Linked DNA regions of Homo sapiens: all the other regions are linked to region 1. The links are chromatin contacts, found by Hi-C or POLR2A ChIA-PET in ENCODE. All regions are on one chromosome and are shown on one strand. The core of a region is the stretch at or near the end of the contact, and the rest is flanking DNA. Distances in the headings are between cores, read along the strand shown.

What was found. A loop is a pair of places that touch in the nucleus more often than their neighbours do. ChIA-PET counts read pairs that join two places held with the same protein, here RNA polymerase II (POLR2A). Pooled maps may share reads with other maps.
Region 2: a pooled map shows a loop between it and region 1 (4-fold over the local background). The contact joins the promoter of WDR24 here to the promoter of MRPL28 in region 1. A Hi-C loop is called at or near these places in 5 of 37 single-sample maps with no recorded cell type and 7 of 50 pooled maps. POLR2A ChIA-PET finds 5 or more read pairs at or near these places in 3 of 52 experiments (H1, activated T-cell and naive thymus-derived CD4-positive, alpha-beta T cell).
Region 3: a pooled map shows a loop between it and region 1 (7-fold over the local background). The contact joins the promoter of CHTF18 here to the promoter of MRPL28 in region 1. A Hi-C loop is called at or near these places in 2 of 37 single-sample maps with no recorded cell type and 3 of 50 pooled maps. POLR2A ChIA-PET finds 5 or more read pairs at or near these places in 1 of 52 experiments (A673).

Annotation. Positions count from the first base shown.
Region 1 is chr16:369,088-371,787 of GRCh38, reverse strand. It overlaps MRPL28 (mitochondrial ribosomal protein L28), which reads left to right and starts at 1,250. Exons shown (of 6, transcript NM_006428.5): 1 at 1,250-1,289; 2 at 1,563-1,857; 3 at 2,568-2,700. The coding sequence starts at 1,570. PGAP6 (post-GPI attachment to proteins 6) reads left to right here. Exons shown (of 13, transcript NM_021259.3): 13 at 1-1,000.
Region 2 is chr16:688,835-692,767 of GRCh38, reverse strand. It overlaps WDR24 (WD repeat domain 24), which reads left to right and starts at 2,370. Exons shown (of 9, transcript NM_032259.4): 1 at 2,370-3,608. The coding sequence starts at 3,128. FBXL16 (F-box and leucine rich repeat protein 16) reads left to right here. Exons shown (of 6, transcript NM_153350.4): 6 at 1-268. RefSeq lists an enhancer at 1,942-2,489.
Region 3 is chr16:787,370-790,861 of GRCh38, reverse strand. CHTF18 (chromosome transmission fidelity factor 18) reads right to left here and starts at 2,242. Exons shown (of 22, transcript NM_022092.3): 1 at 2,087-2,242; 2 at 1,737-1,931; 3 at 1,502-1,652; 4 at 1,147-1,315; 5 at 593-685; 6 at 463-515; 7 at 196-337. The coding sequence starts at 2,177. RPUSD1 (RNA pseudouridine synthase domain containing 1) reads left to right here and starts at 2,481. Exons shown (of 6, transcript NM_058192.3): 1 at 2,481-2,606; 2 at 3,118-3,306; 3 at 3,385-3,492. The coding sequence starts at 3,125. RefSeq lists silencers at 1,949-2,008, 2,189-2,648, 2,669-2,758 and an enhancer at 3,208-3,492.

The DNA.
Region 1 (2,700 bases), core at 1-2,500:
TGAGATCCCTCTGCAGATCCCAGCTGCTGTCTGCAGTGGCCCCTGGGGCCTGGGCTTGGTTACTTGGAGACCACAGGTGCCTGTGCGAGGGTGGGGCTGTGTGCTCTGCTGGCCTGTGGGTGGCTAGAGATGGGGAGAAGGACTCCCTATGGTCCTGTTCCCTGGCGAGGCTGTGGTGAGACCCATGGCGCCCAGGAGCCCTGAGCCCACCACTGGGGCCGGGAGCTGTGGACTCCGAGACCCCTGCTCCTGGCCCCTGTGTGGCCCTGATGCCAGCCTGCCTGGGGCATGGAGGATCCCCCTCTGCTGCTGTGGTCACCATAGGGACGGGAGACGGAGGTTTCCCCCAGAGCTGATGGGCACTGGGGATGCAGGCTCCCGCCCCGCCCCTCCCTTTTTCCTGGCTCTGGAGCCTTGGGTCCCTGAGAAGAGCTTCCTTGGACTGGGGTGCTCTGCTGCTCTGGGGGTTTGGCCCAGAAGGAACCCCTACCCAGCCCTGTCCACCCACCCCAGCGTTCCTGGGCCCCCCTCTGGGAGCTTCCTCTTGGTCCCAGGAGCTGCGGTGGTGTCTGCCCCCTGCACTGGGCTCTGTGCCCTGTGGGTGTTCAGGAGACTGGACTGTCTCTGCTCCTCATGCAAACCTTGTGGGGGAAGCAATGACCAGGAGCAGCACCTGGCCCCTCCCTGAGGCCTGTGAGTGTCTCGGATCCGCCCTGGAGAAGTGAGTGGCTGAGACCCGGGTGGGGCCCTCCTACCCTTGGCTCTGGGGGCTTCCCTTCTGGGTCTTGTCCGGGATATGGCCTTCCTGAAGGTCTTACCTCCCCCAGCCGCCCTGCACTTGACCACCAAAGCAATCTCTAAGCTTATAAAGGAGAAACATATATATATGGGGTTTTTTGGAGTAAAGGAAAATTCTAAGATATTAAGACATATTTTTATGTAGATCTGATCTATCTGTGTTTGGTGAATTTAATATTCTACATTGATTTTTCAAACTAAACGAGTTTTTACATTTTTTCTGTGCTCCTTCCCGGGTAGGGTAAGTGGGGCCCGGGAGAACAAGCACCGCCCCGCCCGTGCCGCCCTTCGCGGAAACGCCGGGGCCGCACGTAGCTAACGGTGCCTTGAGCTGCTGCTGCTGTATGTGGGGTGTTTTTTACGGTCCCTAAAGACGGAAGCGGGGCGGGACGAGGGGGTAGACGGATGGCTTTTACAGCCAGTCAGCGGTGGGAGGAGGGCCAGGCGCGGCAGATCGGCTTCCGGTTCCGGTGGGCTCTGAACCCTGAAAGGTGGGCGCGGGCAGGTGGGGTGTGGGGGGGCGCCGGGGCAGAAGGGGAGGGGCAGGTGGGTGCGGGACAGGGGCCGGAGTGAGAACCGGGGGCCGGGGTAGGGGGTAGCGGGTGAGAGCCGGGGGCCGGGGTAGCGGGTGAGAGCCGGGGGCCGGGGTAGCGGGTGAGAGCCGGGGGCCGGGGTAGCGGGTGAGAGTCGGGGGCCGGGGTAGGGGGTGAGTGCCGGGGGCCTGGCCAGGCTGCGACTGACTGCGAGCCCCCACCTCCCGCCAGGCTCGCGATGCCTCTACACAAGTATCCCGTGTGGCTCTGGAAGCGGCTGCAGCTGCGGGAGGGCATCTGTTCCCGCCTGCCCGGCCACTACCTGCGCTCCCTGGAGGAGGAGCGGACGCCCACTCCCGTGCACTATAGGCCTCATGGGGCCAAGTTCAAGATCAACCCCAAGAACGGGCAGCGGGAGCGTGTGGAGGACGTGCCCATTCCCATCTACTTTCCCCCCGAATCCCAGCGGGGGTTGTGGGGCGGCGAGGGCTGGATCCTGGGCCAAATATATGCCAACAACGACAAGGTGGGTCCGCAGGCGGCCTTCAGGGGCTCCTCTCAGGGCTTGGCTGTGCCGGCTCTGTGCCGGACGCCCGGGGTACCTGGAGAGACCTGGGTGGGCCCTGGGGATTACAGCCTGGAGGCGACACATCTCCGGCAAAGGAGCACGCTGAGTGAAGAACCGCAGTTCTGGCAAACAGGACTGATAAAGTAGGGGTGAGGTGGGGTGACTCAGGCCGGGGGAGCAACCAGAGGCCGTGGGGAGTCGGGGTAAAGTTAGGATGGGGAGGAGGCCTGTGTGATGAGCAGAGCAGGTGGGAGAGGCGAGCAGAGCAGGTGGGGGAGGCGAGCAGAGCTTCGAGGCTGCTTGTGGTGGACTTCCTGGCGGGACTGCTGAAGCCTGTGGGGAGACTTGTGTCACCTCCAGGTTGGAATGTGACAACCTGTAAACTGTGGGGTCGCACATGTTTCTGAAACACATGCAGCAACCATGTGACCAGGGCGGGAACGCCCAGCTTGTTGGGGAGCAGCTGACTTCTGGGTACACAGTCAGGACCCGGGTCGGGCTGGGGCGGCACTGGGCTGGGGGCCGGCCCAGTTAGCTCTAGGTCCCCAGTCTGACAGCAGTGGTTCTGTGATGGAGCCTCCGGGGGGGAGGTGAGGGCAGTTGCCTGGGCCCCCCTTGGTATGTAAGAGAAAGCAGCAGTACTCATGGAGGCTCTGTTGCACCCTCAGCTCTCCAAGAGGCTGAAGAAAGTGTGGAAGCCACAGCTGTTTGAGCGAGAGTTCTACAGTGAGATCCTGGACAAGAAGTTCACAGTGACTGTGACCATGCGGACCCTGGACCTCATCGATGAGGCTTATGGGC
Region 2 (3,933 bases), core at 1,121-3,620, 320 kb before region 1:
ACCCCTAGTGGGGAGGGGCAGCTGTCCATTTGCCCAAAGTATTAATGCAACTGAAGCTGTGATATTTCCAACGACTGTAGGAGGAAAAATTAAGGGGAGAGAGGAAAACAAAACCAACCAACCCCTAAAATCATTTTCTTATTGTACATAACGACCTCATTCTCCTGTATATGCGGAAGATATAACCTTATATTTGGTAAGTGTTTCTTGTGCTATTTTATCACGTGACCTGTTTATAAAAATATATATTAAAAAAGTTGTAAAAACATGTGTCTGAGTTGTTTTTAGGTCCCCAGACAGCGGTGTAGGTGGGCATATCTGCCCTGCGCATCCCAGGTCTCGGGATTCTCCTGTACCTCTTATCAGATTTATTCTTTCTTGCAACAAAGGGGTAGAGGCTGGATGCCGACATGGTAGAATGGAAACAGCAGTGACTACATGGAAGGCAGAGGACCTCCCATTCCTTAAAGGGAGAGACAACACTGAAGTCACTACACATAATATTCCCTCCAACATATCCAGACTCTAGCCCACCCTTCCAGAGAGGCAGAAATAAACCCTGTTCTATACACAGTAACAGGCAAGGACAAGGATGTCGCAAAAGATTACAAAATGCACCAATAGCAGACAATGGCTCACACCCAGGAGAGACAGAGAGGTCGAAAAAGGCAACTGAGGCTGGGCACAGTGGCTCACGCCTGTAATCCTAGCACTTAGGCCGAAGCGGGTGGATCACCTGAGGTCAGGCGTTCAAGACCAGCCTGGCCAACATGGTGAAACCCTGTCTCTACTAAAAATACAAAAAATTAACAGGGTGTGGTGGTGGTTGCCTATAATCCCAGCTACTAGGGAGGCTGAGGCTGAATCGCTTGAACCTAGGGGGTGGAGGTTGCTATGAGCCGAGACTGCGCCACCTCACTCCAACCTGGGCGAAAGAGCAAAACTCCGTCTCAAAAAATTTTAAAGAGACCGGGTGCGGTGGCTCACACCTGTAATCCTAGCACTTTGGGAGGCCAAGGCGAGTGGATCACCTGAGGTTGGGAGTTCGAGACCAGCCTGACCAACATGGAAAAACTCCATCTCTACTAAAAATACAAAATTAGCCCAGTATGGTGGCCCATGCCTGTAATCCCAGCTACTCGGGAAGCTGAGGCAGGAGAATCGCTTGAACCCAGGAGGCGGAGGTTGCGGTGAGCCAAGATTGCACCATTGCACTCCAGCCTGGGCAACAAGAGCGAAACTCCGTCTCAAAAAGTTTTTTAAAAAAAAGAACGAGAGCAACTGGTTGAACAGGTGTGTCAGGCACTGGGCATTCGGTGGGGATTGAGCCAGAATGTGATTCCTGCCTTGGTGGAATTCACACTCGTATGTGACCGACAACAACCAGTAAACAAACGAATGGGTGGTGACAAGTGCCGTGGAGGCCACAGTGATGGAGAAGCCCATTAGGGCAGTGGTCAGGGAGGTCCGCTCTGTGGAGGAGGCATCGCACGCACGTACAATGTCCCTGAGGCAGGAAAGGGCTTGGTGGGCTGGGAATGGGGGTGGAGGCTGCCATGGCTGGAGGTGGGCAGGGGAAGGCGGAGGCCAGGAGTTGGGGTTCATTCACAGCATAGTGGGAGCTGCCAGAGGCCTCAGGCAGAAGACCTGGTGCCTGACTTCTGTGCGGGTTTCTGATCAAAGGGGAAAGACGGACCCAGGAAAGCCGTTGGGAGGCTGCTCCCGAGGTCGAGGAGTGAGGAAGGAGGGGAAGACTGGGGGCACTCGGAACTTGTCTAGGGATGACCAGATGTCATGATGGACCTGGGGATTAAAATAGGTGATGGCATTAAAATACTGAAATTGAGACTTAAAAAACAGGCCAGGCGCGGTGGCTCACACCTGCATTCCCAGCACTTCAGGAGGCTGACGCCAGAGGATCGCTTGAGTTCAGTAGTTTTAAGACCAGCCTGGCCAACACGGTGAAACCCCGTGTCTACCAAAAATACAAAATTAGCCAAATTAGCCGGGCGTGGTGGCGGGCGCCTGTAGTGCCAGCTACTTGGGAGGCTGAGGCGGGAGAATCGCTTGAACCTGGGAGGTGGAGGTTGCAATGAGCCAAGGTCGCGCCACTGTACTCCAGCCTGGGCGACAGAGCGAGACTCCGTTTAAATAAATAAATAAATAAACCAATCACACAAGCACAGCACCGCAGCGCAATGGCAACGCCCAGGGCGGCCCGCAGACCCCAATCCCGGGCCCCTCCTGGCCTCTGCCAACGCAGCTCCCTGACCCGGAACTTTCGTGGTGTCGGGCGAGAGTTTGTGCCCACTTCCTGAGAGGGATGGGTAAGAAGAGGACCACTTCCGGCGAGGGACGGGAAAGACAGCGGCTTCCGGCGCGGCGGTTCCGGACAACCGTGCGCTTTTAGTAAAAGATTGGGGTTCGCGCGGGGGAGAAGGGCTGCCCCGGGCCCTCTGGTTCTCGTCCCGCAGCGTCCGCTCCCCCGCGCCACTGCGCCGCTCCCAGGAACCCTGTACTCCGGGGTCGCCGGCTTCTCTCCTGCCTCCGGTCCCGCCAGACACCTCGAGCTCCTTAAGTAGCTCGGTCCTTGACGTCCCTCTGGGCCCTTCCCGCGTCTATCGCCTGAGTCCCCGGGCCCCTCTAGCCCTCTGTTCCCTCCCCTCTTTTGTTCCTCCCTAGAGCCCCGCCGCCCTCAGGGCTGACAGTGTGGACGGCGGGAGTCTCCTCGCTCCCCTGCTGGGATTGACTGACCGAGCGTTTAGTGACTGCCCAGATCTGGCTGATGGGGGTACCGAGAGGTGGCCTGGGCCGGGAATGTCCAGCTAGAGTCTTCCGTGGAAGTCAGACATGAAACTGACAGGCCTAAGGGAAGCTAGGAAGTCCCCTCACCGCTCAGCCAGGGTGATGGGCTGGACTGACAGACTCCAGTGAATTTGAGCTTGCCTGTCAGGCTGATTGGCTGATAGACAGCCCTGGATTGGCTCACTAAGACTGACCAGCCCGGGACCAAGCAGTTCTGGGGTCCCAACCTGGGTGGAAGGTCTGAACTGATGACCCACCCAGGCTGACCAGGCCAGCCCACCTCACTGACCTCCTGACCCCTGACCTCATCACCTGTGCAGCCATGGAGAAGATGTCCCGTGTGACCACAGCCCTGGGTGGCAGCGTGCTGACAGGCCGCACCATGCACTGCCACCTGGATGCTCCCGCCAATGCCATCAGTGTGTGCCGCGACGCAGCCCAGGTGGTCGTGGCAGGCCGTAGCATCTTCAAGATCTATGCCATCGAGGAGGAACAGTTCGTGGAAAAGCTGAACCTGCGTGTGGGGCGCAAGCCTTCGCTTAACCTGAGCTGTGCTGACGTGGTCTGGCACCAGATGGATGAGAACCTGCTGGCCACAGCAGCCACCAATGGCGTGGTGGTCACGTGGAACCTGGGCCGGCCATCCCGCAACAAGCAGGACCAGCTGTTCACAGAACACAAGCGCACGGTAAACAAAGTCTGCTTCCACCCCACCGAAGCCCACGTGCTGCTCAGTGGCTCCCAGGATGGCTTCATGAAGTGCTTTGACCTCCGCAGAAAGGACTCTGTCAGCACCTTCTCGGGTGAGGCCACAGAGGCAGGTCAGGGCAGGTGGGCGTCTCTGCCGGTGCCCAGCCTGTCCATGCAGGCGGAAAAGGGCTCCGTGCATCAGAGGCCCTCAGGATCACTCCCAGAGGGCTTCCTCAGGGGGAAAGGGAATCGGCAGGGGAGGGATGGGGCAAGTTGGGCTGGACGGCATGTGAGCCAGGGCAGTCAAGTGGGAAGAGGCAAGAGATGAGACCAGCAGAAATTGAGGCTAGGTGTGGGGTGAGGGAGGGCAGAGCCCCAGCGGTCTCCCAGCCAGCCTGGGTGGTGAGCAGAGAGCCACTGACTCCCTTCCCTCATGTC
Region 3 (3,492 bases), core at 993-3,492, 420 kb before region 1:
TGCCTCACAGGTCACAGGGGACCAGTAGCACACAGCCCTGTGCTCAGTTCACCACCTACAACTCAAAAGGGCAAACCAGAGCCCACTCCGTCTCCGAGGCCCAGTGGATTGGCTGTGCAAAAATCACTGGGCCCAGGTTCTTCCATCTTGGGAACAGAGGAAGCCAGCCACACTTGAGTGAGAACAAGACCTCACGTCATCACTGAGCAGCTCCGTGTAGTGGCGGGGTGCAAACTCATCCACCCAGAGGCAGTGACTGGAGGCGTCTTGACCGTCAGTCGGCTCCTCCTCAGGGGCCCCCAAGGGCTGGGCTGCCTCCTCCTCCCCCGACCTGAGACTGGAGAGGACCACGTCCTGAGCCACAAACAACTCGCAGGGACCATGCCAACCCACACGCTAGGAGCTAGGAGTTGGTGCAAGAGCCAACAAGGGTCCCCAGGGCGGAAGGGCCAACCAAGTCACCTGTGCAGGGTGTCTGAAAGCTTCTGGGCCTCCTGAAGCAGCCGCTCCCGCCGCTGTGCAAACAACAGGCTGGAATCAGGAGGGCTCAGGCGGCCCCGCCACCGCCCCCCAGCAAACCCGCAGCCCCTACCTCGCCGTCGACCTGCTTCTTCAGGGAGGCTAAGGACACACCCAGCAGGTCCAGCTGGCCACCGCCTCGCCATGGGACGTGGAGGAGAGAGCCCTGTGGGGAAGGGAGGACAATTGCCTCTGGGCCCCTCCTAGGTCACAGGATTCACGTCAGCCCCCATCAGTGCTCAGGGACCCGGGTGGGACAACCCCAGTAAGCTGGCCAGTGAGGGGTGGGAGACTGGACAGGGGTGCCAAAGGAATGAAGCCATCCAGATGGGTCAGCTGCAAAGGGAAATTGGGGGCAGCTTTAGGAGAAAGGAGGAAAGGGCAAAAGCAGGAGGGGAAGCAAGGAGGCCCTCTCCACCCGAGGCCATACAAACAGGCTGGACAGCAACCTGCTGTGGGGAGGCTGTGTCCTCTAAGTCTACGCCCCATGACGCAGCCTCCCCCTCTGCACCCCTGGGGCTCTGCACAGGACCCGCTTTAAGCAAATGGCAGGGGTGAGGGGCTCCAAGGACCCTTTCCTGAGCAGCACTGGCCCACCCACCGTGCAGGAAGGCCACAGCCACGCACCTGCACCCCCGGGGCCATGGGGTCAGCACGCAGCACCAGATAAGCCCGGACGCCCTCCGTGGATGTCACGTGGACGTAGTCCTCCAAGATGGGGGGCCGCCTCAGGACGGGATTGCGGGCAGCTGGTGAGGCCCGTGTGAGACCCACGTCGGCAGCAGCTTCTGAGACTCTGGAGAGAGACCGGGGCTCAGTGGCAGAAACTCAAGCGTGGGGTCACCCTTGGATATGGGTGTCCGAGACTGCTCTCAGCCATGGAACCCTCCCCACCCCCCAGGCCTCATCCAGGGCACGGGATGGGCTCCATCTGAGTCCCACTGGACAGATGGGATGGGACGCCCATGTCCAAGCCACACACCCGTGGCCCCAAAGCTCTGCGAGGTCCTCAGGGCTCGGCGGCGGGGTGATGTCCGTCGGCGAGGAGTCGGGAGGGGGCGGCTCCTCCATCTCCTCCGATCTGAAGTTCAGCCTCTTGACCACCTGCAGCCTAGGCCGTTTGATCCTGGGGGCTGGGGGAGACACATGCAGGGAACCAGAGGCCTCCTCAGCCTCGCGCCCACTCCGGAGGCCCTGGGGCAATGCCGCCAACCTACCGTGGGGCAGGGACCCGGCCGGCTGCAGGTCGGCGTCCACCTGCCTCTTCCTGGCGCCGCCCTGGCTGCTGCCCACAGATGCGGCTGGGGCGGGACTGGAGGCCGCGTCCCCTCTGGCAAGGGCCTCCTCGAACGTCCGCGGGGGTCGGCCCGCGGTGAACAGGGGGACCCCGGAGGGCGACGGAGTCGACGCCCCTGCTGGGAGAGGAGATTGTCAGCGGCCGCCCCGAGACAGCAGATCCCGCCAGCGGCGACGTGGAGGCCCCTTCGGCCCCCGGCACGCCCTCCCCGAGGTCGCCACTGTCCCGGCTTTCGCAGCTCCTCCCCAACGGCCGGGGGCCGCGCCCCACCTTCCAGCTCTGCCAGCACCTCCAGCTCGGCCGCGAACTGGTTGTGGAAATCATCCTCGACGCCGCACAGCTCCTGCTCGTAGTCCTCCATACCGTCCGCGAGCCCGAGCTCCCGCTCCGAACCTCCCGCGCCGCCGCCGCCGTCGCGCACTGCCCGCCCCGAGCGTGCCGGGCGCCGCCAATCAGCAGCCGGCGTGCCCGGCGGCGCGCGCCATTGGTTGGCGTGGCGGAGGCGGGGCTGCGCGAGGGGTGGGCGGGGCGAGTTCCTGCTCCGCAGCCCCCGCGTCCTGTCCTGGGGAGCTCGCCATTGGCCGCCGCAGCCGCCCTTCCGCGGCGGGGGCGGGCCGGGGGCGGGCCGGGGGGGGGGGCGGGGCTGCGCGCGCAGCGGTGCAGGGCGGAAGCGCTGCCAGGCGTCCGGAGCGGAGCTTCCAGGGTCTCTGGGTCGCCAGCGCGCGGGCGCGCGGCTGGAGCCGGCGCCGGGCACGGCATCGGGGGCCTGGACTGCACGGCCCGGCAGCAGGTTGGTCTTGGCGTGGGCGTGGGCGCGGGAGGGGCTCGGAGCCAGGGTCGGCCTGCCCACCGGGCCTGTGCGGGGCGCGGGTCTGCGCGGACTGCGGGGAGCGAGGAGGCCCCAGCCCTAACCCGCGCTGCGGGCAGACCTGGCTGCCGGGCCTGGTAGTGCTGCAGCCCCTCCCCGCCCCCACCGTCGGGCAGAGGCATTCACGTGCATCCCCTGGAGGGGAGGGTCTGTGGGGAGGATCTGTGGGGCAGGTTTGGAACGGGCTCTTTCTCCAGGCTTAGGTCAGGCAGGGCCCTTCAGGTCAGCCCGGAGCAGGCTGACTCCTTGACTCCCCAGCTGACGCCCTGGGGACTGATCTCGGGGACTGAGGATGCAGGTGCACAGTAGGGCTGCGGACCCGGCTCGGTGGCTTCGCACCGGAGCCCGGGTGGGGCGGTGCGGGTACCTCTGTATGCTGGGCTGGGGGCGCACCACGTGCTCACAGCACACGCACCCACGCGTGGCTCGGCAGGCCGGCCATGGAGCCAGGCAGCGTGGAGAACCTGTCCATCGTGTACCGGAGCCGCGACTTCCTGGTGGTCAACAAGCACTGGGACGTTCGCATTGACAGCAAGGCGTGGCGGGAGACTCTGACCCTGCAGAAGCAGCTGCGGTACCGCTTTCCCGAGCTGGCCGACCCTGACACCTGCTACGGGTTCAGGTAGGGGGGGCGGCCGGAGCCCCACGGTGGCGTCTGTGGAGGAAAGTGGCTCAGACTCTGGACTCTGTCCCACTCCAGGTTCTGCCACCAGCTGGATTTCTCCACCAGCGGGGCGCTGTGCGTGGCCCTAAACAAGGCAGCCGCCGGCAGCGCGTACAGGTGCTTCAAGGAGCGGCGCGTGACCAA